Linked DNA regions of Homo sapiens: regions 1, 2, 3, 5, 6 and 7 are each linked to region 4. The links are chromatin loops, found by intact Hi-C in ENCODE. Cell type or tissue: HCT116. All regions are shown on one strand.

Evidence for each region. Hi-C counts contacts between places; a loop is a spot of excess contacts. Peaks named below come from ENCODE experiments on the same cell type or tissue, not always from the same donor. Only the 100,000 strongest peaks of a DNase experiment are listed, where the experiment ranks them.
Region 1: it touches region 4 in a loop (5-fold over the local background); 8 of 110 quality-filtered maps call a loop at or near these places.
Region 2: a loop joins it to region 4, with 6 times the contacts of the local background. A loop is called at or near these places in 28 of 110 quality-filtered maps.
Region 3: it touches region 4 in a loop (9-fold over the local background); 82 of 110 quality-filtered maps call a loop at or near these places.
Region 5: a loop joins it to region 4, with 10 times the contacts of the local background. A loop is called at or near these places in 20 of 110 quality-filtered maps.
Region 6: it touches region 4 in a loop (8-fold over the local background); 2 of 110 quality-filtered maps call a loop at or near these places.
Region 7: it touches region 4 in a loop (7-fold over the local background); 5 of 110 quality-filtered maps call a loop at or near these places.

Annotation. Positions count from the first base shown.
Region 1 is chr10:104,348,342-104,352,341 of GRCh38, reverse strand. It overlaps CFAP58-DT (CFAP58 divergent transcript), which reads left to right. Exons shown (of 2, transcript NR_108036.1): 2 at 415-1,041. It also overlaps a transcript of CFAP58 not described here. Among named protein-coding and RNA genes, the nearest start is that of CFAP58-DT, 3.2 kb to the left of the region's middle. RefSeq lists enhancers at 117-226, 247-296, 1,055-1,114, 2,345-2,464, 1,935-2,859. In HCT116, a CTCF peak has its summit at 1,981 (motif pointing right); a DNase peak (open chromatin) is centred at 2,001; H3K4me3 peaks cover 381 bases.
Region 2 is chr10:104,034,503-104,038,502 of GRCh38, reverse strand. It overlaps COL17A1 (collagen type XVII alpha 1 chain), which reads left to right. Exons shown (of 56, transcript NM_000494.4): 45 at 1-97; 46 at 730-867; 47 at 1,390-1,458; 48 at 1,871-2,011; 49 at 2,940-3,029; 50 at 3,130-3,240; 51 at 3,736-3,882. Among named protein-coding and RNA genes, the nearest start is that of MIR936, 12 kb to the left of the region's middle. In HCT116, no CTCF peak of the experiment used is centred here; no DNase peak of the experiment used is centred here.
Region 3 is chr10:104,207,822-104,211,821 of GRCh38, reverse strand. It overlaps CFAP43 (cilia and flagella associated protein 43), which reads left to right. Exons shown (of 38, transcript NM_025145.7): 6 at 3,998-4,000. Among named protein-coding and RNA genes, the nearest start is that of MIR609, 9.1 kb to the left of the region's middle. In HCT116, a CTCF peak has its summit at 2,040; a DNase peak (open chromatin) is centred at 2,041.
Region 4 is chr10:103,885,998-103,889,997 of GRCh38, reverse strand. It overlaps STN1 (STN1 subunit of CST complex), which reads left to right. Exons shown (of 10, transcript NM_024928.5): 9 at 854-926. Among named protein-coding and RNA genes, the nearest start is that of STN1, 30 kb to the left of the region's middle. In HCT116, a CTCF peak has its summit at 1,513; DNase peaks (open chromatin) are centred at 1,497 and 1,757; H3K27ac peaks cover 1,576 bases.
Region 5 is chr10:104,079,421-104,083,420 of GRCh38, reverse strand. COL17A1 (collagen type XVII alpha 1 chain) reads left to right here. Exons shown (of 56, transcript NM_000494.4): 2 at 2,737-2,799. The coding sequence starts at 2,748. Among named protein-coding and RNA genes, the nearest start is that of COL17A1, 4.5 kb to the left of the region's middle. In HCT116, a CTCF peak has its summit at 2,475 (motif pointing right); a DNase peak (open chromatin) is centred at 2,480.
Region 6 is chr10:104,621,127-104,625,126 of GRCh38, reverse strand. It overlaps LOC105378464 (a long non-coding RNA gene), which reads right to left. Exons shown (of 8, transcript XR_007062285.1): 8 at 335-529. Among named protein-coding and RNA genes, the nearest start is that of SORCS3, 18 kb to the left of the region's middle. In HCT116, a CTCF peak has its summit at 2,302 (motif pointing right); a DNase peak (open chromatin) is centred at 2,326; H3K27me3 peaks cover 2,266 bases.
Region 7 is chr10:104,272,961-104,276,960 of GRCh38, reverse strand. It overlaps GSTO2 (glutathione S-transferase omega 2), which reads right to left. Exons shown (of 7, transcript NM_183239.2): 2 at 2,012-2,276; 3 at 1,627-1,735. The coding sequence starts at 2,045. Among named protein-coding and RNA genes, the nearest start is that of GSTO2, 5.8 kb to the right of the region's middle. In HCT116, a CTCF peak has its summit at 2,108; a DNase peak (open chromatin) is centred at 2,070; H3K4me3 peaks cover 2,129 bases; H3K27ac peaks cover 1,448 bases.

The DNA.
Region 1 (4,000 bases), 460 kb before region 4:
TAGTACAAGCCCTGGGTACTTACCAAGCACTTTAAGATTGTGTACCAGAGTTACTGCCCTACGCTGCACTCCAGTGTGGGGTTTCCATCCAACACTTCCATCCATCCCTTCCAGAAGGTGATAGGTCTTTTTTATTAAACACTCATAAAGTGTTTAGTAAATACCAGATACTATTCTAAGTGCTTTGCAAATATTGACTCATCTAATTAGCTAATTTTCTAATTTCTGTCAATATGATGAAAGTAGTGTAAGCTCATTTTTTGCTTTCATTTTCACTTCTCTAACTACTAGTGAATTTTTTGACCATTTCTTTATACATTCATAGGCTACTTGAGATTCCCTTCTGTGAACTGCCTTTTCAGTGTCTGTGTCTATTTTTCTATTGATCTTTTTTCTTTTTCTTTTGATTTACAGATATCTTTGAGAAGCCTGGACATCAATCTGCTTTAGAAGACTAGAAACTCTGCCTTTATGTCTTTAAGGGAACAATAGTCCTTAACTTTGATACTGTGGCTCTTTAGCTCTTTTTTTCCCTATATTTTTTATATAGTTTTTTGGTATTATTTAGACCTCCTTAACCCCACGGTCATAAAGGTATTCTCCCATCATTTTTTTCTATCCATTAGCTTCATAGTTTTACTTTTTTACATTCAGTTATCTAATCCATCTGGAGTTCTCCTTCCCATATGGTGTGAGATAGGGATCTAACTATATTTTTCTCCATGGGGTGAGCAAATTTTCCAACAACCCATGTCAAACAATCCATTCTTTCCAAATTGGTTTGGGGAAGTTTCCAAATAGACATGAGTATGTTCTGAGCTCTCTGGTTTGTTCATGTGTCAGTACCACAAGGTTTTGTCACTGTGGGTTTTTAGTTAGTCATCATGCTTGAAGGGCAAGTTCCCCATTCCAAATTCTTCTGTGTTAAGATTGCTTTGTCTATCCACGGGCCTTTATCCTCCCTTATAATGTTTAGAGTAAGTTTGTCAAGTTTATGAGAACTGTGTTGGGTTGATGAATAAATGCAAGGAAAACTGGCAACTGTGCAGTGACATCTCATTCATGACCTGACACTGTATATCTGGTGGACAAAAAGAGGGAAATGTGGCTGAGTCATAATGTGCATGGAGGTTGCTGGAGAGGTGGCAGATGAACTGGAGAGGCAGGCTGAACCACACTGTAAGCCAAGCTAATAGAAATGAGCTTGAAATGGGACAGGCAACCCAGCTCAGGCTGCTTTGTGTGTTCACAGGAAACCTGATTACACATTGGGACCATCGGTTTGTAGGATTGCCATGATCCAGAGAAACTCCATAACATTTCTGAAAGTATATAACAAAAATAAAGACCTAGAGGGCCCTGGTCACCCATACGTTGCACTGATGTCAAGTGCAGGGCTGTGTGTCTTCCCATGTCCAAGGGATCTCCTAAAAGAGCTTTCATAAGTAGGTGCCCTGCATAGGTGACAGCAGTTCAATCCAGTAAACAATTTTTTAAGGAACGTACTGCATGGTAGGCACAAGGCTGCCCACAGGAAGCACCAAGGTGACTATGGCAGAGTCACTGCCCTTTGCATTCACAATCTGTATTAGGGGAAAGACAGAAGGGAACATCTACAGTTAATTCTAATGCAATAAGATGGTATCATTTAGTATATGCCATTTTAACAGAAAGCACAATGGGAGCTCAGAGAATCTAGATACTGGTATCTGAGACCTTACTTATAGGAGGACAAAAAGACCCAAATATGACTGAGCAATCAAAGAACCACAAGGAGGTAGAAAGGCGCGTGACATGTTCAGCTCATAGGAAAGAGATGCAGGGGGCATCAACACAGATGGATGAATGGATGAAAGGATGGGTGGTCGGACATATCAATTTATGCTGATGAAACAAAATGTTTGATTTCCAATTTTCTGGATTACAGAAGACTAGTCACCACCCTGCTCCCCTGTGTTGTTGTAATAACAAGAATCACTAGGTGGCATTATAGTATCAAAGTCCTCACCTTTCAGAGCCTCTAGGAGAAACACACCCAACAAGATCGCGTCAGCCCCTAATTTAGACAAATGAGTGCTTCTATTCATCTCATTTCTCATTATATCCACTTAATTTATTTCTTGAGCACCTACTATATGTCCAGCCCTATGTTGCATACTGTGGAGAGAGAATACAAAAGGAGTTGAAGACACGATCTTCTCCCTTGAGGAGCATCAGGAGAAGCAAATTGTGCACGCCAACACTCCCCTTAAAAGATTTTCTGACAACAGTCCGAGACAGGATATAGTAAGCACTGAAATGAGGATGTCAGTAAATAAGGTCCTGTGTAATCTGGCCCTTTCGACTTTCTGGTGCCAGCTCCCATCACTCACTCCTTGTTACACTGGTTCTTTCAATTCCCTGGGTAGCCATGCTCTTTCCCACTGCCTGGAATTCACAAATGCTGATCTTCCTGTCTGGAATACTTGACTCTCTCTCTTTCTCTCTTCAGCTGGCTGGCTCCCATCCAATCTTCTTTCAGATCTCACTTCTTCACATTACTTTCAGTCTCACTTCCCCAGACTACCTTTTCCAGCATTGTGTATTCTACTTCTTGCATCATCCCACAGTGGTAACTAATGGCCTAGTCATGTAAATAGTTGCTTAATACCTGTGTTCCCTACCACACCGTCAAACTACAGGAGCTCTAAGATGATGCACGTCTTCTTCACCCCTGTCTCCACTGGTGTTAGGGGCTGAATTGTGTCCCTCCAAAATTCATAAGTTAATGTCCAGATGCCCCCTACTTCAGAATGTGATGGTATTTGGAGATAGAGCCTTTAAAGAGGTGATTAAGTTAAAATAAGGCCGATCAGACTGGTATCCTTACAAGAAGAGGAAAATTGGTCACACAAAGAGACACGAGGTATGTGATGTGTGCACAGAGAGGAATGACAGTGAAAAGGAGACTATCTGCACAACAAAGAGAGGGGCTTCAGAAGAATTCAAACCTGCTGACACTTTGATCTTGGACTTCTAACCTCCATAACTGTGAGGAAATCAATTTTTTTGTTTGTTTTGTTTTGTTTTGTTTTGTTTTGGTGTGGAGGCGTTTGAGACGGAATCTCACTCTGTTGCCCAGGCTGGAGTGCAGTGGCACAATCTCGGCTCACTGCAACCTCCGCCTCCCAGGTTCAAGCGATTCTCCTGCCTCAGCCTCCAGAGTAGCTGGGACTACAGGTGCACACCACCACACCCAGCTAATTTTTTATATTTTTGTTAGAGACAGAGTTTCAACGTGTTAGCCAGGCTGGTCTCAAACTCCTGACCTCAAGTGATCCTTCTGCCGTGGCCTCCCAAAATGCTGGGATTACAGGTGTGAGCCACCACACCTGGCCTCAATTTTTGTTTTCTAAGCCACCCAGTCTGTGGTATTTTGTTATAACAGCCCTAGCGAACTAACATAACCAGCCAGCACTCTGCTGTATAAGTAACTGTTCAGTGAATCACTACTGAATGAGTTCTAAAGTAAGGAAGCCCAGTGAACCATGACATCTTAAAGAAAGGTACATGGTAGACATGGCTCTTGAACTTGACCTTAAATGATATGTATGAGTTAGAGACACGGAAGGAAGTTAAAAGAATCTCAAGTATGGGGAACAGCACTGGGCAGAAACCAAGGCAAGAATCCAAAAATCCTGCTTTAGGCAGGGTGAGGTCCCTATCAGGTACTTGTGGACACTAAAGTTGACAAGAGGGCATGGGTGAATAGCAGAGAGCCTTGGAAGGATAGAAGAGAAGTGCCTCCAAACTCAAGGACTAGGGACAGTCAAGAACACACCCATTTTTTCTGCCAGATATCTCAAATACATGATCATGAGATATACTACCTCTGCAAAGCTCCTTATTTAAACCTGGATAGAATCGCCTCTTAGAACTTCTCAGGTGCGTGCTGTAACACAGTAATAAGAACAGTATTTATACCCAGTGTTCACCTCTTCAATAGTACCCAGTGAAGATA
Region 2 (4,000 bases), 150 kb before region 4:
TCAGGCCCGCCAGGGCCCCCTGGGCCCCCTGGGCCTCCGGGCTCTATCAGCAGCTCTGGCCAGGAGATTCAGCAGTACATCTCTGAGTACATGCAGAGTGAGTAGCTGGCCGCCGCAAGCCGTGGGGACAAGAACATGGAGATACAGTCTCTTTGCAAGGGAGCTGTGGTATCATCACAGAAATGAGGCTAAGAGACATGGGACGATGTAGGGCAGTGGGAGTGTGTGTGTGTGTGTGTGTGTGTGTGTGTGTGTGTGTGTGTGTGTGTGTATGTGTGTCTATGTGTCCAGGCCCAGGTCTTCCCCCTGCAGAGCCAGGCCTACAGGCCTATGAGCTCCCCAACACCAGCCTTCTCATAGCTGCCCCCGACACAGCCTCACCTCGCCCACACCCTGGGGAGGAGGCTGGCGCACGTGCTCATCCCCTACACGCACATGCTTTCACACCACACCTTGCATGTGCTCATTTGTCAAATGGGTGGCTGGCTGGAGTCTTGCTGGCCCACAGCCCTCATGGGCCACTTGACCCAGCTCAGGCCTCTGCCTCAGTTTCTCCATCTGTAATTTAGGGGAAGGACAGTGAGGGGAAGTCTAGGCTCCCTCCTGGCCCAGCCTTGGGCCCATGTGTGGGGCGGGGCAGGCATGTTATCATGTGCTTCAGGTCACCTCCGTGGGGAGAACATGTCCTCTTGGGACAGGCTTGACTTTGCTTTGTTCCTTGGTCGGCAGGTGACAGTATTAGATCTTACCTATCCGGAGTTCAGGGTCCCCCAGGCCCACCTGGTCCCCCAGGACCTGTCACCACCATCACAGGCGAGACTTTCGACTACTCAGAGCTGGCAAGCCACGTTGTGAGCTACTTACGGAGTAAGCCCTTCCCCACGCCCTGCACCTGGCACCTTCCTCCTGTGGGTCTGCTTTTGCTCCCAGAGCCTCATCTCCTCGTTTGCTGTTTGCTTTGCCCTTCTCTGGAACATGAGTTTTAATTCCGAATTCATAATAATCGGGCCACTGGGATACAGTGTCAACAAGGGTCTGTCCAGATTCAGGGCGGCCACGCTGGAGAGACACCGAGTGAGCCTTCCGGCAATTGACTAATGTGTTCCTAATTATAGGTTCTTCCCACCTGTGCATGAAGGTTGGCAGCATCTGGCAGGCATTAGGCTAAAGCATGTTCTCAAAAATAAACTTCCTTTCTTACAAAAAAAAAAAAAATCCCAACAACAGTATTTGACTTTGTTATGCTTTCAAAATAGCCTCGTAATACTCCATTCATCCACTTCCCCCAAAGACAAACAGCTCGGTGACCGGGCCTTTCAGATTCTGGAATAGTGAGGGTGTTGCTTCAGTACCTGCTAAGCAGGTAACCTGAGGTTTTCTTCCCGACAGCTTCGGGGTACGGTGTCAGCTTGTTCTCGTCCTCCATCTCTTCTGAAGACATTCTGGCTGTGCTGCAGCGTGAGTCACCTGTGGGGGGATCGAGGGTGGGACTATCTTTGCTTTCTCCTGGCCTCACTCGTCATGCAAACCTTGTCCTCGTCTGAGCCTTGGAAGGGCTGCAAGAGGGAGGCAGAGTCCTTTGGACAAAGAGCCACTTACTGCTCTGATCTGCTTGCTGAGTCAGCAAACCGGCTGGAAAGGGGGCAGGAAATGTCCTCCCAAGCCCCCATGCCAGACAAGCTGGCAGGTGTCCCTTTGGGAACCTGGCAGCTTGCTGGTGTCCCCCCTGAACACCGTGGTCCTGCGGACCCAGAACTCACAAATGTCACGCAGGAGCCAGTTTGTGCAGGGGAGCCCAGGCTGTGGCTGGATCATGGCTGCGACCCCCATGGCCTGGGTGGGTCCTGCTAGTGCATCCTCTCCTCTCCAGGGGATGACGTGCGTCAGTACCTACGTCAGTACTTGATGGGCCCTCGGGGTCCGCCAGGGCCACCAGGAGCCAGTGGAGATGGGTCCCTCCTGTCTTTGGACTATGCAGAGCTGAGTAGTCGCATTCTCAGCTACATGTCGAGTAAGTGTCTGCAGGAGGGGTGGTTGGGAAGGGCCTGGGATGACTGGGATGAGGACTCGCAGCGTGAACTTCCCTGTGATTGCCCCACTGACCCCCACCTGCCAGACTGCACCAACCCCAGCAATGAGCAGTGCTCAGAGCCGTTCAAACCTGTGAGCCTGGAGCAGGTCAAGAAGCATGGCAAGGAAAGCCAAAACGGGGGTCTCAGGCACTGTCTCGTGTGGAGTCTACATACAACTCTCTCTCTCTCACACACACTCCCATACACACACACCCATACTCACACTCCCATACACACACACACTCACTTCCATACACACACACCCATACTCACACTCCCATACACCCATACACACACATATACACACACTCCCATACACACACACTCCCATACACACACACTCCCATACACACTCCCATACACATACTCCCATACACACACTCCTATACACACACTTCCATACTCAGACACACCCATACACACTCACATATGCATACACACACGCATTCCCATAAACACACTCCCATACTCCTGTACTCACACTCCCATACACTCCCATACACACACACTCATACACACTCCCATACACACGCTCCCATACACTCCAGTACTCACGCACACTCCCATACACTCCCATACGCACACTCCGATACACTCCCATACACACACACACTCACTCCCATACACACATACTCATACACACACACACACAGAATGAAGCACACAGGCACACTGGACCTGCTTCTCCGGCCCCGTGGGCCCCTCCGTTCCTCCTTTGGGCTCCTCCTCTCTGCCTCTCTTCCTGCCACCATCTCTTTTCTTTCTTGGACCCCACTTCTGTCCAAACCTCTTCTGTATCCGACCTCCTCTCTGACAGGTGTTTCCATCTGCCTCCCCCTGCCTGATCTGAATCCATCACCTCCCTAGGTTCTGGGATCAGCATTGGGCTTCCTGGTCCCCCGGGGCCCCCTGGCTTGCCGGGAACCTCCTATGAGGAGCTCCTCTCCTTGCTGCGAGGTAAGGCCCAGCAGGGGACATCTGTCCAACTGGTTGGGGAGGAAGCAGAGTCCCTTGGCCCAGGCCAGGACTGACTCCGTGCCCTCCCTTGGTGTCTCAGGGTCTGAATTCAGAGGCATCGTTGGACCCCCAGGTCCCCCGGGTCCACCAGGGATCCCAGGCAATGTGTGGTCCAGCATCAGCGTGGAGGACCTCTCGTCTTACTTACATAGTAGGGCACTGTGGAGTGGGATGGGGAGGGCAGGGGATGCAGCCGGGCCTTGGGGGCTCCCATGGGCTTTAGCAAGGGCAGTCTAAGTGCTCCTGGAGCCTGTACAGTGCTGGGTGCAGGGCCCTGGAGAGCGCCACATGTGCTGGCAAGGGGCCTTCAGCCGTGGCAGGGACAGAGGTGGGGAGAGATGGCTTTCCCAGGCGCAGCCCGGTGTGTGATTAGGGCCGACCTGGGGCTCCACCTCTCAGTGACTGGAGGGCTGAGTTGAATGAGGCTCAGAATTGGGAGTGGGAGAGCCTGACGGGAACAGCCATTCCTGGATGATGTCAGGAAACAGCAGGCTCTGGCCTCCTGCTTTTCTCTCCTCCCATCACCCGGGAGGCCCAGCCTCATCCCCTCCTTTCAGGTGGGGCCCACAGCGCCCCGAGCACAGGCTGGGAATTCAGCTTCCTCCGCAGCACTACCCCGACCTTTCTTTCTCTTCCTTCTGCCCAGCTGCCGGCTTGTCATTCATCCCAGGCCCTCCAGGACCTCCTGGTCCCCCAGGGCCTCGAGGGCCCCCGGGTGTCTCAGGAGCCCTGGCAACCTATGCAGCTGAAAACAGCGACAGCTTCCGGAGCGAGCTGATCAGCTACCTCACAAGTAGGTGCCCCGACGGTGATGCCCCACCAGGCACCCCGCAGGCCTTGCTTTTCCCTGTAAGTGGGGCAGGGAGGCACTTAAAGGGACAGGAAGGCCACACGAGAGCCACTGGTGGGGT
Region 3 (4,000 bases), 320 kb before region 4:
GGATGATGACGGCATTGCTAACAGAGACAGGGGGCCCAGGTGTGATTTCCATTTTGGGCATACTCAATTTGGGGTGCAGGGAAGACACCTAGGTGGAGATGCTGGGCAGAAGTTGGGAAAGTGGACCTAGTGTTAGGGAGGAGAGGTGGGACTGTCAGTGTCATTCTCACAGATAGGACGGTGGGAGCACTGAGGGGATGTGATGAGCAAAGAGAGAAAGGGTGCAAGGGAAGAAAAGAGAGCCAGAGCCAGCTGACTGCTGAACTCAGGGGCGAAAGGAATTCTGAGAAGGCGCAGTCACAGAAGTAGGAGCAAACCCGGGAGGGAGGAACAAGGCCGTAGGAAACAGCAGAAGAAAGTTTCAAAAGGGAGTTTGCCAGGTGTTACACACCCATTCATTCATTCATTCATTCAACAGAGATTTATCAAGTTTCTTCTATGGAGCAGACACTGTTTTAAGCAATGGGATTCGCATGGTGGCCAAGCAGGCTCCATGTAATTCTCATGGAGCTTACATTCTTGTCAGGGAGACAGAACTACAACAACAAAAGTAAAGAGTATTGTTCTTTTGTAATAATTATCACATTTTGCAATGATATATTGAATCATTACAAAATGTGGTAATTATTACAACAGAATAAATGGAGACAGGGCAGCAAGGATGGGATGGGCTGGTTAAGGAAGGCCTCTGGGGAGATGACACTTAAGCTAAGATTTGAAGGACAAGGAGGCATTACTCATGTTACAAGCAGGATAAAGAGTGTTTCCTTTGGGAGGCCGAGACGGGTGGATCACGAGGTCAGGAGATCGAGATCATCCTGGTTAACACAGTGAAACCCCGTCTCTACTAAAAATACAAAAAAATTAGCCGGGCATGGTGGCGGACGCCTGTAATCCCAGCTACTTGGGAGGCTGAGGCAGGAGAATGGTGAGAACCCGGGAGGCAGAACTTGCAGTGAGTCGAGATCACGCCACTGCACTCCAGCCTGGGCGACAGAGCGAGACTCCGTCTCAAAAAAAAAAAAAAAAAAAAAAAAAGAGTGTTTCACGTGGAAGGACCTGCATGTGCAAGGCCCTAAGGGAAAAAGAGAACTTGGTATGTGTAAGGAACTGAGAAAAGATGCATATGGCTGGAGCATGATAAATGAAGTGGAAGTGAGGTGTGGGGTGCTATTCAAGAGACAGGCAGGGAACAGAGGGCAGCACCTGCAAGACCTTTGGGATGAAGGGAGAAGCTCCACTTTTTTGGCCCTCTTGAACCTGCTATGCTTTACCCTTGTGTTAAAAATTAGCTGGGCATGATGGCAGATGCCTGCAATCCCAGCTACTCGGGAGGCTGAGGTGGGAGAATCACTTGAAGCCGGGAGGCGGAGGTTGCAGTGAGCCAAGATTGCACCATTGCACTCCAGCCTGGGTGACAGCGAGACTCCGTCTCAAAAACTAAACTAAGCTAAACTAAAATAAAAATAATTCAGTGTGAAGATTAGTTCATTCAAAAATCTCTGTGGCAAGCAAGAGAAAGGGTTACATGCCCTTAATATTTCCTCTAATGAATGTCAATGATTCACCTTTTTAAATTATGGAAAGAGATTATAGTCAATCTCCTGCATTCGTGGGTTCCACTTCTGTGTATTCAACCCACTGCAGATCAAAAATATTCAGAAAAAAGTTGTATGGTTGCATCTGTACTGAATATATACACACTTTTATTTCTTCTCGTTATTTCCTAAACAATATAGTATAACAACTATTTATAAAACATTTACATTGTATTAGGTATTATAAGTAACCTAGAGATGACTTAAAAGTATATGGGAGAAAAAATAAAATAAAATAATTAAAAATAAAGAAAAAATTTACAGGGGGATGTATGTAGGTTATATGGAAATACTATGCCATTTTATGTAAGGAACTGGAGCATCCACAGATTTTGGTATCAGTGGGGGGTCCTGGAACCCATCCCCTGTGGATACTGTAGTTCCTTTTATAGCACAGGTCTCAGCCTTGGAGATATAACTGCATTCAGCCACAGTGGGGCAGCAAAGGAAGAACAAAGAGATCAGCCATCAAGGTTTGCAACTCAAATTTTTCTATGTTTAGTATTTGGTGCCAGAGCCCCTAAATTTCTACTCTCTCAAATTGGGTTTTTCTGGGCAGAAAATATGTGTAGGAGCCCTTATATTTCACATTTTGTACAAACATAACGAACTCTGCATAAAACATTTAAAATTCAGGCAATTGTCCTTGTCATTTGAGAAATGCTATGAAATGCCTTCTTTAAATACTCAAATGTGGAGTTATTATTTTAAAATGCTCATAATAGACATCTTTATTTTAAAACCTTTTTTATTTGTATAAATTTAAGGGGTACGCCTGCAGTTTTGCTATGTGGATATATTGTCTGGGCAGACATCTTTATTTCCTAGGACTTGTGCACTCAGTGTATTTTAAATTTTTCTGAAAGCAGAAATGTAATATTATAGTTTGACAACCCTAAATCATTCATGGATTATTAATAAAGCCATATATTTTGTATTTAAGTTAGACATTTTCCCAGTAGTTTACTTTTTCATTTTGTAGCAAAATAAAGTGAGGAAAATGTTTAAAACATTAATTAATGTCTGTACAATGAGTGAAAGCATAACCAAAAATAGATCTCAAATGTCTTGATTCTATTCCCTCCTTCAATGTCATTTCTTGTGACCTGGGTACCAATGGCAAGGGAATCAATAATGACTCGATCTGTATAAGGTCTTAAAAATGGATAAGTTGTGGACTTTTAAAAAATTACAAACATCAAATAATCCCATTATCTATTCATAGCTAATGCCAGAAGGGTACATTACAGGACTTTAAATAGCCCTGAGTCACATTACACAACTTATTTAGGGCGTTAGAAATGTATCCAGTTTTAAGTCGTAGCATGGGGGAAATCAAAGGCAGATGTTATCTGGGCAGAAATTGGATCCAAGATCATGAACTTAATCTCAAGTGTCTAATTTCTATTTTCCATCTACCTTTTTAATTTTTTCAAACAGATGTTGCTAAATAGGAATCTCTTTTAGAGACTCAAATATTTTGAAATATATATGGATTTTTACATTTTCTAAAGCAGGATTAAATTGGACTGCAATTTTTCATGTTTTGTCATCATGTGATCAAAATGATTTCTGATTCTAGAGGACTGAAAAAGGAGATGATATTATCAACAAACATTTCTAAACACTACTGGTACCCTTTATTTTTAAATATCTCAGAATTATAAACTATTGTTTCTGCTTACATAATCCATATACTCACATTCATTTTTAAATGTCATCAAATATATTTATTGATGAAAAAGTAATAGGAAGACAAGCCCAGGTTTGTCTTAAAGAAAAAAAAGCCACATACAATACTAGTTTAACATACCAAGGCCAGAAAATTTCAAATTTTAATCTTCACATTTTGTTTTATACACACAGATTCACTGGTATTGTGCAAATGAGAGACATGGTGTTTTGTTGTTGTTTTGTTTAAGATTTTGATCCTATTGTCATTTCAGTTAAGTCTGTCTTTGTGATTTATAGTTTAAGGTTAGATGTCATAAAAAAAACTCAGGAAACTTTTCAATAATGGTGATAACGGTGAATAACTCTCTTCCTTATGAGTCAAATCTCAATCAGACACCACAGAAGTGTCACTATTCAGCAGCAGTTTAATTTTTTGGAGTGGGAAAGGTGGTTTGCCTTTTTCTTGATCCACTGGGTGACCAGATTGTTACCCAACTATTTATTTTCTAACTATCTAAGGCTATGAGGGCATGAAAGGTACAAATAATAAATTAAAGTCAGTCTGTCCTTAAAAAAAATTATTATGATGAATGCTCAATGTTCCTATGTTTTCTGCGTCTATGGGGTTAAGTATGGTTCCTTTTTGTCAGTTGTTCTGGTGAGTATTTCTCAGGCTTTTAGCCGTGATTGTTTTCTTAACACAAGGTTTTATTCTCTCCCTGAAGCCG
Region 4 (4,000 bases):
TGCGGTGGCTCACGCCTATAATCCCAGCACTTTGGGAGGCCAAGTCGGGTGGAATCACTTGAGGTCAGGCATTCGAGACCAGCCTGGTCAACATGGTGAAACCCTCATCTCTACTAAAAATACAAAAATTAGCTGGACGTGGTGGTGCACGCTTGTAATCCCAGCTACTCGGGAGGCTGAGGCGGGAGAATCACTTGAACCTGGGAGGCGGAGGTTGCAGTGAGCTAAGATCGTGCCACTGCACTCCAGCCTGGGCGATAAGAGTGAGATTCCGTCTCAAAAAAAAAAAAAAAAAAAAAAAAGGAAAAAGAAAAAGACTAAGTTATGTCTACCTTTGAGAGCAGAATGTGTTTCAGTGGATAGGCTAGCTTTACTCTCATGCTAGCCTGTCCTTGCAGGGTTTTTTTTTTTTTTTTCTCCTTTTATTTTTCCTTGTGGTTGGGAGAAGCAAGAAAACTGATGCAACACAAGACAGGTGTCAGGGCCCAGAAGAAGGAGTCATGGGGTGGAGATTGGAGGCCTTGATCACTGTGCCTCGCTCAAAACTATAACAACAAATAACAAAAATGTGTTATGAGTGTTGAAGAAGAAAGTTGTCCCTTAAAAGTATGCAATTCCAGCTTTTTTTTTGTTTTAACCTCATTGCCCCAATGAACCAACTCCCAAGGACGTGTCCTCTGGGCAGAACTGGTTTGACACTAGGCCAAGTATCAAACACCACATTAATGGTGTAGGGAAGATGATTATTATGTAATCTTTAGAAACTATCCTGAATACTAATTTGGAAGTCTGGATGACACAACTGCTGTGTTACCTAAGAACACTCTCTCTCTCAACTATTTTTCCTATTTAGGTAACCAGAGAAGACAAAGACCTGCACAGAAAGATCCACCGGATCATTCAGCAGGACTGCCAGAAACCAAATCGTAAGTGGTATAATGTACAAGTGATGCCCTGGTGCCCTGGAAGGGGATACTGTCTCCCGGGGAGCACTGGATGGAGAGTCAGGAGACCCGGGACTTTTCCCAGTAGTGACTTGGAAAGGTGATAGTCAAAGTACCTGCCCTCCCTGAGCCTCCATCTCCTCTCTAAAGGAGTGTTGGGCTAGCACAGTTGTTGTGATCTTGGCTGTACATAAGATTCAACCTTGGAGCCCTCTGAACATTCAGAGCCCAGATTCTACCCTGGGGATTTTGTTTCCATAGAGGATGAGGTGGGGGCTAGACAAGGAATTCTGATACAGTGAGGTCACCACACTAGGACGTTTTGATGTCATTCTGCTTCTCATGTTCTCTCTGATTTGTGTTATTTCCTATTTCATGCTTGCCCCCCTTCTTTGAACACAAACCTGACATTTCCCTCTATTCTAACATCAAAGCCTTTCAGTGTTGGAAGGGATGGTTCTAGACATGACTGTTTATGAACGGTGTAATTCAGTCATCTTGGAAACTGTTAATTTGCAAAAGACATGGTTTAGAAAATAGTTTTGGTAGAGTTAGTTCAGCCCCTAGTGGTTAGACACTGAAACTGTAGCTACTCTGACAAGGAACAATACCATTTCCACACTAGTTAGAGAAGGAAGCATTAGTCTATCTTTAAATCCTATGTAAACTGACCGGTCTTAAAGGCGACTTTTCAAAGTCTAGCTTTTGCAAACACATACTATAATAAGAAGTGTTGGAAAAGTTTGTTAATGACCCCAGGTCCCTGATCTGCCAGTGAACTCCACCTCCAGTCCTTCGGCCCATACATCCCTGGGGCCTGGACCTGTGCCAGGTTGAGTCAGTGGGTGAAGCTGGGCCAGGTTTCCAGCACTGGTGTTTATGGTAGACAGCCCTAGTTAGCCTTTAAGAAACCATGAGGTCGGATCCCAGAGTGGTGTGACAGCAGCTCTTAAAATAAACTCAAAGCAATATATTATTTCAGTGCAAGTGAATGGACTTTGTTCACTTCATTCAGAACAATAAAAGCAAATATCCTTTAGTTGAGGGAAAAGCCCATCTGTCCACAATTGAAGGAGCTTTTGAGAGCAGTGCAATGTGGGATTCCTCAGCCAAGAAGGGATGAGAAGATGCTCCCAAGATAACATCTCTGCAGTCACCCTATTCGCAGGCCTCCTGGCCAGGTTCTTATTTTCATCTGCATTAGGAATAGAATGGATTGAACCCTAGGGCTAGTAAAGCACATGAAAAGAATTCACATTTCATTTGGACTTGGCTCTCTGAAGTGTCCTGAAAGTAGCAGGTTTAACATCTACATCTACCCACAGCTCATCAAGTGGACAGGCCCTGCCACTCAGTCTGTGAATGGGAGCCTCTAAAAGCCACTAGCCAATCACCTGGCACTACTACACTCCCAGGAGCTGAATTCTGAAGCCTGAGCTACTGAGAATGCTGATAAAAGATGTTATAAGGACTGTGTTGGAACCTGCTGTGACCACCCCGCTTCATAATGTTATAACATAGCAATTCAGAATAGTAACGTATGCCCCTCATGAAAAGCCAAGCAGTGCAAAAATCCACTCCAAAAAGCCAGACTCCCTCCCAGCACTGAGCCCCAGCTTCTGTGTTCCCCTCTCCAAAGGCAGTGGTTGTTATTAGTTACTTGCATATCCTGTTGGATATGTGTTTTCTATCAGGGATAAACTATACAGATATGCACTTACAAACATATCATATTATTTATCCTTGACAGAAAACACAAGTGAAGTTTAGCCGACGATATACATTGTCCTACACCTTGTATTTTAGATCTAACATTGCCTTCTAGAGGTCAACAGTACACATGAAAGTGCCTACGTCTTTTCATTAGCTGGACAGCATGCTGTTACATGTATAGGTAAATATCCGACCCTCAGTCTAACCATACCTACTGGGCCTTTAGTTCCTTTCTAGCCTTTCAAACAGAATATAGCCTGGAGTTTTTCCTTGTCAGGATGATTGGTAGAAGGACTTGAAGTCATTTATGAGTGTCTCACAAAGGCTAACCCTTCAATAATGAAAGGACTATGAACATCAAGCCTGTCTTAGGTCCCTGAAGGATTGATACTTGTTCTCTGAAGATGGGCAATGTGGCGGCATTGTGAGGAGCTGTGCTCTGGAGCCACCTTGCCTAGGTTTGAATCCCGGCTTTGCCACTTGCTAGCTGTGTAATGTTGGGCAAGTGCCTTGGGTTCTTTAAATGCAAAGTGGGGATAATAATAGTACCTACAAGATGGGTTTTTATAAGAAGTAAATGAATTGGCATTTAGAAAGTTAGAAGAGTACTCAGTGCATAATTATGATCCAAAAAGTATTAAATAAAAATGAAGTTCTCTTTCCTAATGGCACAAGTGGTAACCCCTAATTCTCTAGCCTGCAGGCCTGAAGGCTCACCCTCTACTTGGTTTAATATTGATCTGGAAGGAGGCAGTTTCAGATAGAATCTGTATGTGGATTTTGCTGTATTATTGTTGGAGTAAAGTTGACAAAATCTGGATTTTGGCTTTCAGTATGGGTACAACAATGGCAAATTATCCAAAAGAGCTCTATGTTGAACATGTCTTTTTATCTCTAACTTTTTACTCTGAAAATATTCCAATTTATCAAAAAAAAAAAAATTAAAAGACTGGTACAATAAACACCGATATACCCTTCACCTAGATTGACTAAAAACTTCAGTTTGTATTTGCTAAGCATGCAGAAATTCTCCTATTTGATCACCAAATCATTTCACACCGAAGAAAATTAACATTTGATGAGTTCCAAAATGGCAGCCTTTCACTAAATGTTACTTTATACCATTAGCTTTTCAAAAATCTCCCATGTATTTAGCTCAGGTTCATTTTTTACTATCCCAGAGCTGGAGAGAACTGCTGCTTTTGGTAGAAACTGAGTACCATATAACACTACTTATACTGGAGGATTTTTTTTTTAAACTTAAGACAAACTTTTAAAAAAGACTTAAAGAAGTTTAACCTTTTGTAGTTATAGTAGTAGGTTATATCTGAAATGTATCTTTA
Region 5 (4,000 bases), 190 kb before region 4:
GATCTGCTCATCCTTAGTTCTAGTGAAGTGGCCCAAATATCTGAGAAGTTAAAAATTATGTTATTTGACAGTGCTTCCATTAAGTAGGACTTTTGGAAGACGAACACACTGGTGAATCCTGCTAGGATAGGCAGGCTCAGGCATGTACCTGGGCAGGAAACGTTCCTTTTCCTAACGTTACACTTTTAAAAACTATCAGCACTTAAAATGTGTAAAAAAGAAGTCCTGGGAATATACTGTAGGTCCCATGGGAAGATCCTAGTCCAGGCTTGTGCCCCACGCCATCACTCTCCATTTAATATAACTCACTTATAGAAAGTTTCCTCTTATATTTCGTTTAAAGGAATCAGTCTCCCAACACGTACCTGGCACCTCAGATTGGCTGTGGAACACACAGACATTGGGGTGGCTTCAGATTGAGAGAGAGGCATCTACCTGTACCTGCCTAGAGCAGGTTATATCCACAAAGTACCTTCCAATGAGGAGCTCCCAGGCCCTGAAGGAGGGCATCTGATTTCTAAGTAGGTCATCACTTCGTGCCCTCTGGAAGTTGGGGAATCCTTAGCATTTTACTGCAGAAGTCAAGGCTTTGTCATTGGGATTCAGGGAAAAGATGGAGGGCCTAGAAATGCCTGCTATGTTTTGGATAAAGAAAGAACAAGCAAAACTTTCCAGGTTTGCTGCCTGGAGACTGTATTCTTAGCAAACAGAGTCATGATCCATCTGCCTAAATGGCTGCAAGTCGAACCCTTCCGGCCAATCCCAAATGTATAGCTGTCAGCAGCAACTTTCACTGAAAGATCAAAGTAAGCAATAACTTGTAGGAAGTAAAAGTTTCCGTGGATTGTTATAAACAGTTCATTTCAGGATAATATTTCATATCAGTTCAGGTACCATCCTAGAAAGCTAGTCACCTCCCCACTGACTGCCAGGCGCATTTAAAGGTTTAATCTCCCCAAATGCCTCCTGATCCACAGCTTATTACCTATTTTTTTAAAAGAAAGTCAGAGAAGGCTTTCAGAGGTATCAAACTGATGCTTAAACAAAGGATTGCAAAGGTGTCCAGTTGCACGTAGGTTTGCATGACATAAGTCATATAGGTTATAGCTGGAATGCAGACAGATTCACTGGTCAGATTTGTCCTTGTAATGAGGCTAGACTCCTTTGTTAAACTGTGTATGAAGCCCCTCCTCTGGGCTCCAGGAAACATACCTATAAAGACATTCTTTGGCTTCTCAGATCCAGCTAGGATTTTTTCCATTGTGCCTCATTCCTTGCCTCGAGCTGTGTTTGAAAAACACCAACGAGCAAGAAGTTGGCACATTTACTAGGGCCTGAAGCTAAGTGTACGAATCTTGGTTACTCCACCAGATCGTTGATCAGCTGGTCTCATTTGGTCTTGGTTTCCATCAGGGAAGTCACCCAGAGCCACAGTATGACTTTCACGGTCCCTAGACACTTTTGCCTTTGTAGGCCCCTTCCTCCATCAAAAAACTTTTTAAAATTCTATTTTACAACTGCACTGGTATAAAGAAGGACATAATCCTGATTAGATTCTGATTATTTTTCCTTCTGATGTTAAAAGTAAACATTTTGTGAGCCCCAAAATGTGCTGTGGGCCTAGGCACTGTGCCCACTTTGCCTACTGGGTAAGTCGAGCCTGAAGGCACTAGGCAGAGACTGGAAGGAGAGCTCTTCAAGCAAGGGGCACCTGGCAAAAGCAGTGTGCCTCAGCATTCTAGAACCCAGTTCCAACTACAACCAAAAAATAAACTAGAAGGAAGAGAAAGTTAGAGGAAGGGAGAGAACCACAGGGTAAGTCAGATTTCAGGTCCTTTCAGAACCTGGGGCCAGGCAGCACAGCAAGAAGAGAAGAGCCCAGTTGGGACGGGACCCTTGCTGTGCATTCCTGTGTGTTTAAGACTTGAGCTTTCATCCCCACCACCGTTTGGCAACAGCCCTGCCTCATACCATCCATGCTGAGGGACACAGTGGACAAGATTGCACTGGTTTTCTTTTTCAGAAGCAGAGTAAGAATGAAGGGAGAATATAAAAAATACAAATATGTATTTTCCTACATGCTTCTATAGATTTTACAGGCTTTCTTGAACTGTTTTTCATACTTATGTCTGCAGATAAGCACATGAGAGCCGATTATAGTGAATGTTTCATACTTTGAGAAGAGTAAAGTTCCATACAAGTACGACAAATATAATTATTTTTATCCTGATTTAAATCCATCAAGTGCCATTCTTACCTCCAGACTCTTAAATAATGAAGCATGAATGTCTCATATGCATAGAGTTCCATAAAGAACATTGAACATTATGGGAGACATTAAAATGAATTAGTTGATAGCACTAAGTACCTTGACAGATCCCCTTCAGCTATTTATTACCATGGAAAAGAATGGAGGTTTTATAGTCAAACAAAGGTCAGGACACCTGATCTGCTATGTAAGCCTCTTGATGCTCAGCAGGGGGCAGGCTGATCAACTAGACACTGAAAAACAAGATCCCAGCACAAAGAAATAGAATCCAAAGTGGAACAATTAAATTAACCTCTATTATACCTGTTACAAGAAATGGGAATGACTCATAAAAAATATTCACGTGAAAGAATTATGGTTTAAATTCTTGAAATCATGTTTTTGGTTATCAGCTTCAACAGTGGGGACCTATAATTACTAAAAACAATGATAAGTATGACTATCATGGTTTCTGATTTTTCCTGCAGGTGGCTATGGTATGGATGTAACCAAGAAAAACAAACGAGATGGAACTGAAGTCACTGAGAGAAGTAAGAGCATCAGAATTTTTTAATTTATGTGTTTTATTATGAAAGTAATAAAAATTTGGAAACAGAATAAGTAATTCATTAATAATTCTACCACAACCACTGTATCATGTTTAAGTGTGTTCCTAAATGGACTTTAATCCTTCTCATAAGACAGCTCTTGTTGATTTTTATGTCAAAAGATATCCTGCTTTTTCTTGAATGATGAAGGTTGTCATTTCCATGTACAGTATTTATAACCCTCATTTTTAATGATGGGATAGGATTCTGCTAAATGAATTCACCATAGTTTATTTTATCATTTCCAAATTTAGGGGTACAGGGCAACAGAAATCTAAACGAATAACATCCTAGTTATTGTATCATAGTTGACCTCTACGCTGAAAATTGAAAACAAATAAATTTATTTTGTGGAACTGCCCAAATAATAAATTCAGAAACATTTAAACTCTCCTCCTACCAACTCTAAGTCAGGAAACTCTTTCACTTATTCTGTGACTTTCATATATCTCCAATAAAAAAAAAATTCTGGCTCCATAGACTTGAAAGTTTTAGTTAGGAAATAATTCACTTTTATGTGTCAAAGAATCCCAAAGGTCTATACAATGAGAGGTTCTATACAATGAAAGCTGAAGGACTATTATTCAAATCAAGCTGCCACTGCACTCTACAAAAACATTTCCTTTTTTTTTTTTTTTGAGACGGAGTCTTGCTCTGTTGCCCAGGCTGGAGTGCAGTGGCGTAATCTTGGCTCACTGCAACCTCCACCTCCCAGGTTCAAGCCATTCTCCTGTCTCAGCCTCCCGAGCAGCTGGGATTACAGGTGCCCACCACCACACCCAGCTAATTTTTTGTGTTTTTAGTAGAGACGGGGTTTCACTATGTTGGCCAGGCTGGTCTCAAACTCCTGACCTCGTGATCTGCCCGCCTCGGCCTCCCAAAGTGTTGGGATTACAGGCGTGAGCCACTGCGCCCAGCCAACATTTCCTTTTATGCATTAAGTACTGTTTCTGGCATGTCCATAACCGCATCTTCTTGCTAGGACAACCAAACTAATTAGCAAAATGCAGTATGAAGAAGGACAGTGTGAATGAGAGTCATGTGGGATGGAGCAGGTGTCAGCGGCACAGCTGAAAGTAGCACAAAATGATCCTGCACCATCTTCCTTTACTCTTTTCTCCTTTCACCACCTTCCCCACACGTA
Region 6 (4,000 bases), 740 kb before region 4:
CTTACCTCCCTGTGGCTTTCTTGAACATTTTTTAAATTTCATTTTTATTTTTCCATAGCATTTGAATGTATCTCTTTGCATAGCTTTTTTTTTTTTTTAGTGGTTGCTCTAGGTATCGCATTAAATGCATGTAATTTATCACAGCCTGCCAGTTTTTCATTTACCAGTTTGAGTAAAGTACAGAAACCTTACTTTCCTTTATGTTCTTTTACCCTCCCCGACTTATGATATAGTTATCTTGAGTATTTCCTGTGCATACGTTTAGAACCACATCAGATAGTGTTACAATTTTTGTTTCAACCATCAAAGATAATAGAGAAAACTAAAGAAGTTAAAAAAAATTTTATTTTATTTACCCATATTTTTGTTTACTGGTGGTTCTTCCTTCTTTCTTGATGTTACAAAGTTTCTTCTTTTATCATTTCCTTTATTTTTATAGTATTTCCTGTAGCCATTCATTTAGAGTAAGTCTGCTGAAAAATCCTGTTAGTTTCTCTTCATCTGAAAATGCCTCCATGTCCTCTTCATTCTGTTCATTCTGTTTTTAATTGAATATTGACAAATGATAATTGTATATATTTATGAAGTACAAAGTGATGCTATGATGTATGTATACAATATGGAATGATTGAGTTAAGCAAATTAATATATTCATCACCTCAAATACTTACTATTTATTCCTCCTAACTGAACCATTGTATGTTTTAACCAATATCTTCCCATATTCCCAAACCCCAGACTCTGGTAACTATCATTCTGCTCTCTATTCCTATTATTTTAGATTCCACATATAAGTGAGAATATGCAGTAGTTGTATTTTTGTGCCTGGCTTATCCCCTTCGTTCTTGAAGGATATTTTTATTGATGATGGAATTCTAGCTTGGCATTTCTTTATATTCAGCACTTGAAATACATTTTGCTGGTTTCTTATGTGCAGACAATGAGAAATCAGTTGCATTTGAATCATTTTCTTCTATAGGTAATCATTTCTTCTTATAGGTAATGCATCATTTCCTTCTTCCTGCTTTAAAGATATTTCTGGCCAGGTGCGGTGGCTCATGGCTATAATCCCAGCACTTTGGGAGGCCAAGTTGGGAAGATTACTTGCATCCAGGAGTTCAAGACCAGCAGTGAGATCCTGTCTCTGCAAAAAAAAAAAAAAAAAAAATCAGCTGGGTGTAGTTGTGTGTGCCTGTGGTCCTTGCTACTCAGGAGGCTGGGGCAGGAGGATGGCTTGAGCCCAAGAGTTTGAGGTTACAGTGAGCTATGATCACATCACTGTACTCCAACCTGGGCAACAGAGTGAGACTCTGTCTCTTCAAAACAAAAACAAACAAAAAAAAAGGAGATCTTCTGTGTTAAGTTTTCAAAAGTTTGCTTGTGACATGCCTTGCTATAGATTTTTGGAGAGATTATTCTATTTTGGAGATTTATAGATTTTGGGGGAGATGATTTGTATTATTCACACAGCTTCTTGAATACATAAGTATGTCTTTTTTAAACTAATTTTTCAACTTGAAGTATATTTGACAAAGACTGTATACATTTAAGGTGTATAACATGATGATTTAATATATATGTGTGTATATATATAAATTCACCTTAAACTAATTAACATATTCCTCACTTCAGATAGTTACCCCTGTCTTTCTTTTTTGTAGGTATGTGGTTTGCAAAATTTGGGAAGGTTTCAGCCATTATTTTTCCAAGTACTTTTCCATTCCTGTCCTTTGTCTTCTGTTCTTCTGGGACTCCTAGAACATTTATACTAGATCATTTGTTACAATCCCACAAGCACTGAGACTGTTCTCTTTATTGTTTTCAGTGTACTTTCTCTCTGTTGTTCAAATTGGGTAATTTCTACTTTTCAACCTGCAAGTTCAATTAATCTTTCCTCTGTCCCTCTGTTTTGCTGTTGAATATATCCTTTGAGATTTTTATTTTCAGTGATTATGTTTTTCATGTCTAAAACTTCCATTTGGCTCTTCTTTATATCTTCAATTTTCTTGCTTGAACTTTCTATATTTTCATTTGTTTCAAGCACATTTGTAATTACTCTTTGAAGTATTTTTACAATAACTGCTTAAAACTCTTCATCAGGTATTTCTAACATCTCTGTCTTCTCGGTGTTGGCATCTATTAATTGTCTTTTTGCATTTGATTAGGTATCTTCCTGGCTCTTAGTGTGTCAAATGGGTTCTGGTTAAAACCTGGATATATTTAGTATATAAGATGCTGGATCTTATTTGAGCCTTCTGTTTCAGCTGACTTCTGTTCAGCTCTGGCAGGGGAAGGAGAGCGTGTCACCTTGTTACCACCAGGTGGGGGTATATGTCCACATTGCCTCCTGGGCGTCCATTGGCACCTAGGTAGGTGGAGCTGGACAGAGGTGAGAGTCCTCTGTCCCCACCAAACCTCCATTCATACCTTTCTGGCTGGGAGGGGTAGAAAGGTGCTCATTACTGCTTCCCAACTGGCCTCCACTGACACAAATGGGTAGAAAGTGGGGGCTGGGGGGGCACTGACGCAAACGGGTAGAAAGTGGTGGGGGGCGTTGGTTTCATTACCACTGGGCAGGTGTGAAAGTCCTGACTCTCCACCAGGCCTCCTCTGACACCACCCCAGCAGGGATGCACAGGGTGGCTTCATTATTGCTGGGTGGGAGTACAGGAGCTTTCTACTGACACTGCAGGCATGGATGCCTCATCACCACCTGGAGCAGATGAAAGTCTCAGCTTTCTACCTGGTCCTCTCTGACACCATTCCTGCAGGGGAGTGCAGCACCTCCTTACAGCCTCAAGAGGGTGGAGGTCTAGCCTCCCATGTAGCCATTGCAAGTATGGGGGTTGGGGGTAGCCACAGTTTTTTCTGTGGTGTTTGGCTAGAGTAGAGCCATTAGTGTCTGAAAGTCCCCTGTCTTGTTAGGCTGCCTCTTTCCTGGTCCTTTGGCTACAGACAGCAGGAATTGTATTGTCTGCACCCATTGGCATTTCTTGGTCACTGGTTTCTTCATCTCTAAGACACCTCTAATGACACCACTGTGTCATTTCCTTGGGTCTTAAGGTCCCTAGAAAATCTGCCTTCTTTCCATTTTTCAGAGTCCTTTTATGTTTGTTTTATAGACAATGTCCAGGGGGTTTATTGTACACAGCAGAAGGAGTAAAGAAAAGTATATCTATTCCATCTTCCCAGAACTGATTATATCTATTTTTGTTTACCATTATATCTTCAACAGCAAACCAAGTTTCTGGTACAGAGTAGAAGACCCTGTGTAAATAGTTGTTAGATTCATTAGAATCGATGAACACAACTAAATCCAATTTCTCCCAGGATTTAAGTAAGCCTCTTCCACATGTAAGCCTTTGGTGGATCTAGGCTCTCTCCTAGTCTATAAAGGGGCTCCTTTAAGAATTAAGTGACTTTCATTTTCTGTAGCAGGTGCATCCCTGAAGATTTGTGTATCTGTCAGGTTGAGGTAATCATAGAACCAACATTATAGGTTGTGGTAAGGATTAAATAAGGAATCCACATAAGCACTTAGAAATACCTCTGTCAAGTTGTAAGCTCTCAATAAATACCATTGTTGTACAAAAAGCTGAATTTTTGTCAGTTGGATTCCATTTCTTACTGATTTGCCTTATCATTCTAGAGGCGATGTCACTTCATTTCTGACTCATTTTCAACTTAGCATGGTCCCCAATGCTTAGTTTCTCAGCCTTCCTCACGGTCTTTGTGACAAGCCATCGGTAATCTACAAATGGACTGGCAGTTGGTGCAGCTAAGGGTCTTTAGAATTCATTGAATTCTGCAGTTCCTTCTTTTGTTCAGCACTTACATCACTCCCTAATTGTTCCATTTTATAAACTCACATATTTGTTTCTTGAATTCTGCATGTTTGGAATTGAGCATAATTAGCTCTTACATCTACATGCTACATTTTATACAAGCTTTCCATTAGCTCTTACATCTACATGCTACATTTTATACAAGCTTTCCATTG
Region 7 (4,000 bases), 390 kb before region 4:
TTTTTAATTCTTCTTCTAATTATTAGATGTTCAAATAATACTATTATTATTTAATGTTCACATAATACAATTATTATTTAGATAACTATATAGTTACCAGAAGCATGAACGTATGTTTAAAAACATGAAAGGAAACAAATGGGAACGTTCATTGCTTAGTCTAGGAGATTGTCTTAAACCTACAGCAGAGGCTGGATGAGGTGGCTCACACCTGTAATCTCAGCACTTTGAGAGGCCAGGGTGGGAGGATTGCTTGAGCCCAAGATTTCGAGACCAGCATAGGCCACATAGCAAGACCTAAAGCAGTGGGTCTCAACCTAAAGCAATGGGTCTCGACTAGAAGTGATTTTTGGCCTCCTTCCCAAGGGACATATCACTATGTCTGGAGACATGGTTTTGTTGTCACAACTGAAGGTAGTGCATAGGGAAGGGGGACTCTACTGTCATTGAATGGGTAGAGACCAAGGATACTGCTAAACATCCAGTGATGGACAGGACAGCTTCTATCCCACCTCTCCAACAAAGAATTATCTGGCCTAAACTGTCAACAGTGCCAAGTTTGAGAAACGCTGACCTAAGGAAATACATCAGCTCCTAAGCTGATAATTTATCACCAAATGGGCAAAACATCCAGTTGTTGTTATTTTCCTCAAAAAACAGGTAACCTTAAGGTCAGCTTAATTTGAGCAAAAGGGAAGAATGTGGAAATACAGGCCCTATATACTCAACAAGGCAGATTTACATAATTTTATTTAAAACATCTCTGTATTAGTCTTTGTATCTCTCTGACATGAGTCTGAAACTCTGAAGTCACCCCCTTGTGATGGACTCTCCGAGACAAGAGTCGGGAGCCTGGAGTGACATATTCTCAACACTCTAGCTTGGAGGCCAGCTGCATTATGCAGTCCACATCCCAGCAAAGCTGCTCTGCCCTCCAAATCCAGACCTGCAGGAGCTGGTTTTGCAAACTTCCTTTTGGAAGCATCTGTACCCATTTCTCAAGTTTTCAAGGTGTCTTGAAAACTTCCAGACACCTCTTGATAGCAATTCCTTCTATTTCATTGTTTGGAAAGATTTGTTCATTCATTTAACAGATGTTTTTTGAGCATCCACTATGTGACAGGCTCTCTCCTAGCTCATGAATAAAAGAGACAGAGTTCCTACCCTCGAGAACGCACATGGGTGAAGGGGACTGGGGAGGGGAGATGGATGAACAAATAAGAAAATGCTGGATGCAGTAAGTTCAATAAAGAAAGGAAACAGTGACCTAAGATGCCTGGGGTGTGGTGGGGGAACTACCTCTGTGGAGCAGTCAGGTAAGGCCTCAGTAGTGTTGGCTGTGCCCTTAAACATTCTGGGAGGGAACCAGTTCACCAGCCCCATCATTCACATTACTCTGCGCTGGGCTAGAAGTTTCATGCATAGGCGTGACTCGGAAAAGGGCTCCGCATTTCAGTAGGGCCCGCTAAAAAAAAGCTCGCCCTTTGCTATTTGTTGACTTTGCCTCCGAAAAAAGGGACAGGGAGCCCCTTGTAAAAGCTGAGCAGGGCGCCCCAGATGTTAAACATTCCCGGGCTCCTGTGAGGCGCTGGGTTTGCTCGGGGGCTCTGGGTTCCCGCTTCTCACCTGATGTCTTTGGCCTTGAGGACGAGGCGGGTCCTGTGAGAATAGGGGCAGAACCTCATGCTGTAGATGCGGATCAGCCCCTCCGGGACTGGCCCTGGGGGCTGGCTTCCTGCAGAGCAGCGATGGAGGGGGACAGGGAAAGGAGAGGCTAGTCAGCCCGGTGAGGAAGGAGCTCGCTCACTTGCCCAGATCCCAAGATGGCTGTGGGAGCTCCAACTCCCAAGTCCCAGAGAGGGCAGTGCTGCATGTGGCTTTTCTTCAGGAGAGCCCTCCAAGTCCCTTCCTGCCCCGCCGGTCTGCAGGCCAAGGCCAGGCAGCTCCGCCGAAGCCAACATTTTCTGTCACGCGGCGCCCCCAGCTCGCGGACCCCATGGAGAGCACTCACCTTTCCCCAGGGTCCTGGTCGCATCCCCAGACATGGTCTCCAGGTGGTTTGCGCAGCTCCCGGAGCTCACGGTCGCCGCCCTGTGGCTCGCCACCGCTGCCGCAGGCTCCAGAAACAGCTGCGCTCTGGCGCGCACCCCTTGCCCCAAATTTAATTTTTGAACTACTGGGCTCTGGCGGGGCACGGGGAAGCGATCTGGAGCAGGAGCTAGGGTAATTTAACCTGGGGAGACATCGCCCCAGATTTGGAAGCCCGAGAGTAGGAGCTGGCAAAAAACAAAACAAGACAAAATAACACCAGAAAAGCTCCCCCTTGCTCTGGACATGTGCTTAAAGCTTTGGAGGGGCCTCCTCTACATCAAGAATCCCTCAAGAATGGGCATTTAAACTCCAACATGGATTTCAAAGGAGTTTAATCAAAACTGACTAGGGTAAAGCTGACTTTTTTTTTCCCATTCTGAATCTCTTGCATCACTAAACTGGCCACTCTTTGGTAAGTAAGTACAGCTTTAAAAAATAATAAGGCCAAACATTCTCATGATACAGCAACTAGGAAAGAAAAAGTCATTGGTGTTGAAATCTCACATACCCCAGAGAGTGAGTGCCTCCTAGACACCTAGACAACTTTGGTGTCTAGACAACTCACATTTTGCACCCTAGACACCTCAGTTGCCTCATCCCAGTCCTGGCCCTACTTGTGAGATTTTACCCAAGCTCTGAAAAACTGGCAATGAATAAAATTAAGATACCTGGAGGCAAAGAACAATTTGTGAGCTTCCCCCGTTCCCCAGCATAAATTTTTGAGAACACTCTTACTAGTTGCCAAGGATACATTGCCAACAGCCCAGCCATATAGGGGCGACTTGCACAGCTTTTCTGTTTACGTGAGATAATAGACGTGGCTTTGGCTCTGATGCTGATAAGCTGAGATCCTGAATTTCAGCAGGTAAAAAAATAATTCCTTAAATTTTCCAGAATTGAGCTGATGTGGGAATTGCTTGTAAATGCATTTTGTAGGATTAACAGATCATGAAGGAAAGAAAAATATTTTCTGTGTCTCACTCATACTGACTAAATTATTTCCATAGATTACCTTGATTCCTACAATTGCTCAGTCAGGCAACTCATATTATTTCTACTTTTCAAAACAGAAAACAGCTTCAGAAAAATGAAATTATTTGCCCAAAGTGACCAGCTAGTAGGGTTGAAGAACTTTAAAAGTCCAAAGCTTGACTCGTTGTCTTGACCTTTAAAACTGGTAATAGTGTTAGGAGGAAAGGATTTTAAGTCCAGGAAAAGATATAGCACGTAATGGCTGCTCAACAAATAATACTTGAATCTAAATATCTTTTATTAAAATGACAGAGCCTAATTATGTAGCTTATAACTGGGTACTGTTTGGCCTTTGGAATTCCAGTCTATCCAGAACTTCTTGGTTAATAATAGTGTTAACATTTTTTGCTAGTGAATAAGAATCTTTGCAAATCTTCAGAATAGTGACTCAACTACATTTTTTGCTGTCATTCAATGATTTCATGTGAAATAAGCTTAGATAATAATATGGAAAGTATTAACATTTTATAAGAATCAGGGAATGGCAAAAATGTTTGAATAAATGTTCTCTGAAAATAAAATGCATATATGTCAGCAAGAAATCTGGTGTTGGAGAAGACATATTGGTTCCCGGCTTGCTACGCTGACAACTTTTCATTTAAGAAGACAGAGAAAGTAACAGAGTAACTTCTACTACTTTGGAGCTAATTCTGATCAAGAAGGACAAATTGGATGGTAAAATAGAAGCAAGAAACACAACCATGTCATCTTAGAGCTCCTGGTAGGTAAGATGACTTCTGGGCATACACATGCATCCCTCATATAAAAAAAGCAGATTTCAAGATAGTTGAGAAAAATATATCCATAGCCTAAAAAAGGCCATAAGAGGGTTGCAAAATCTCAAAATCAAAATAAATTATTACTAATATATATTTGG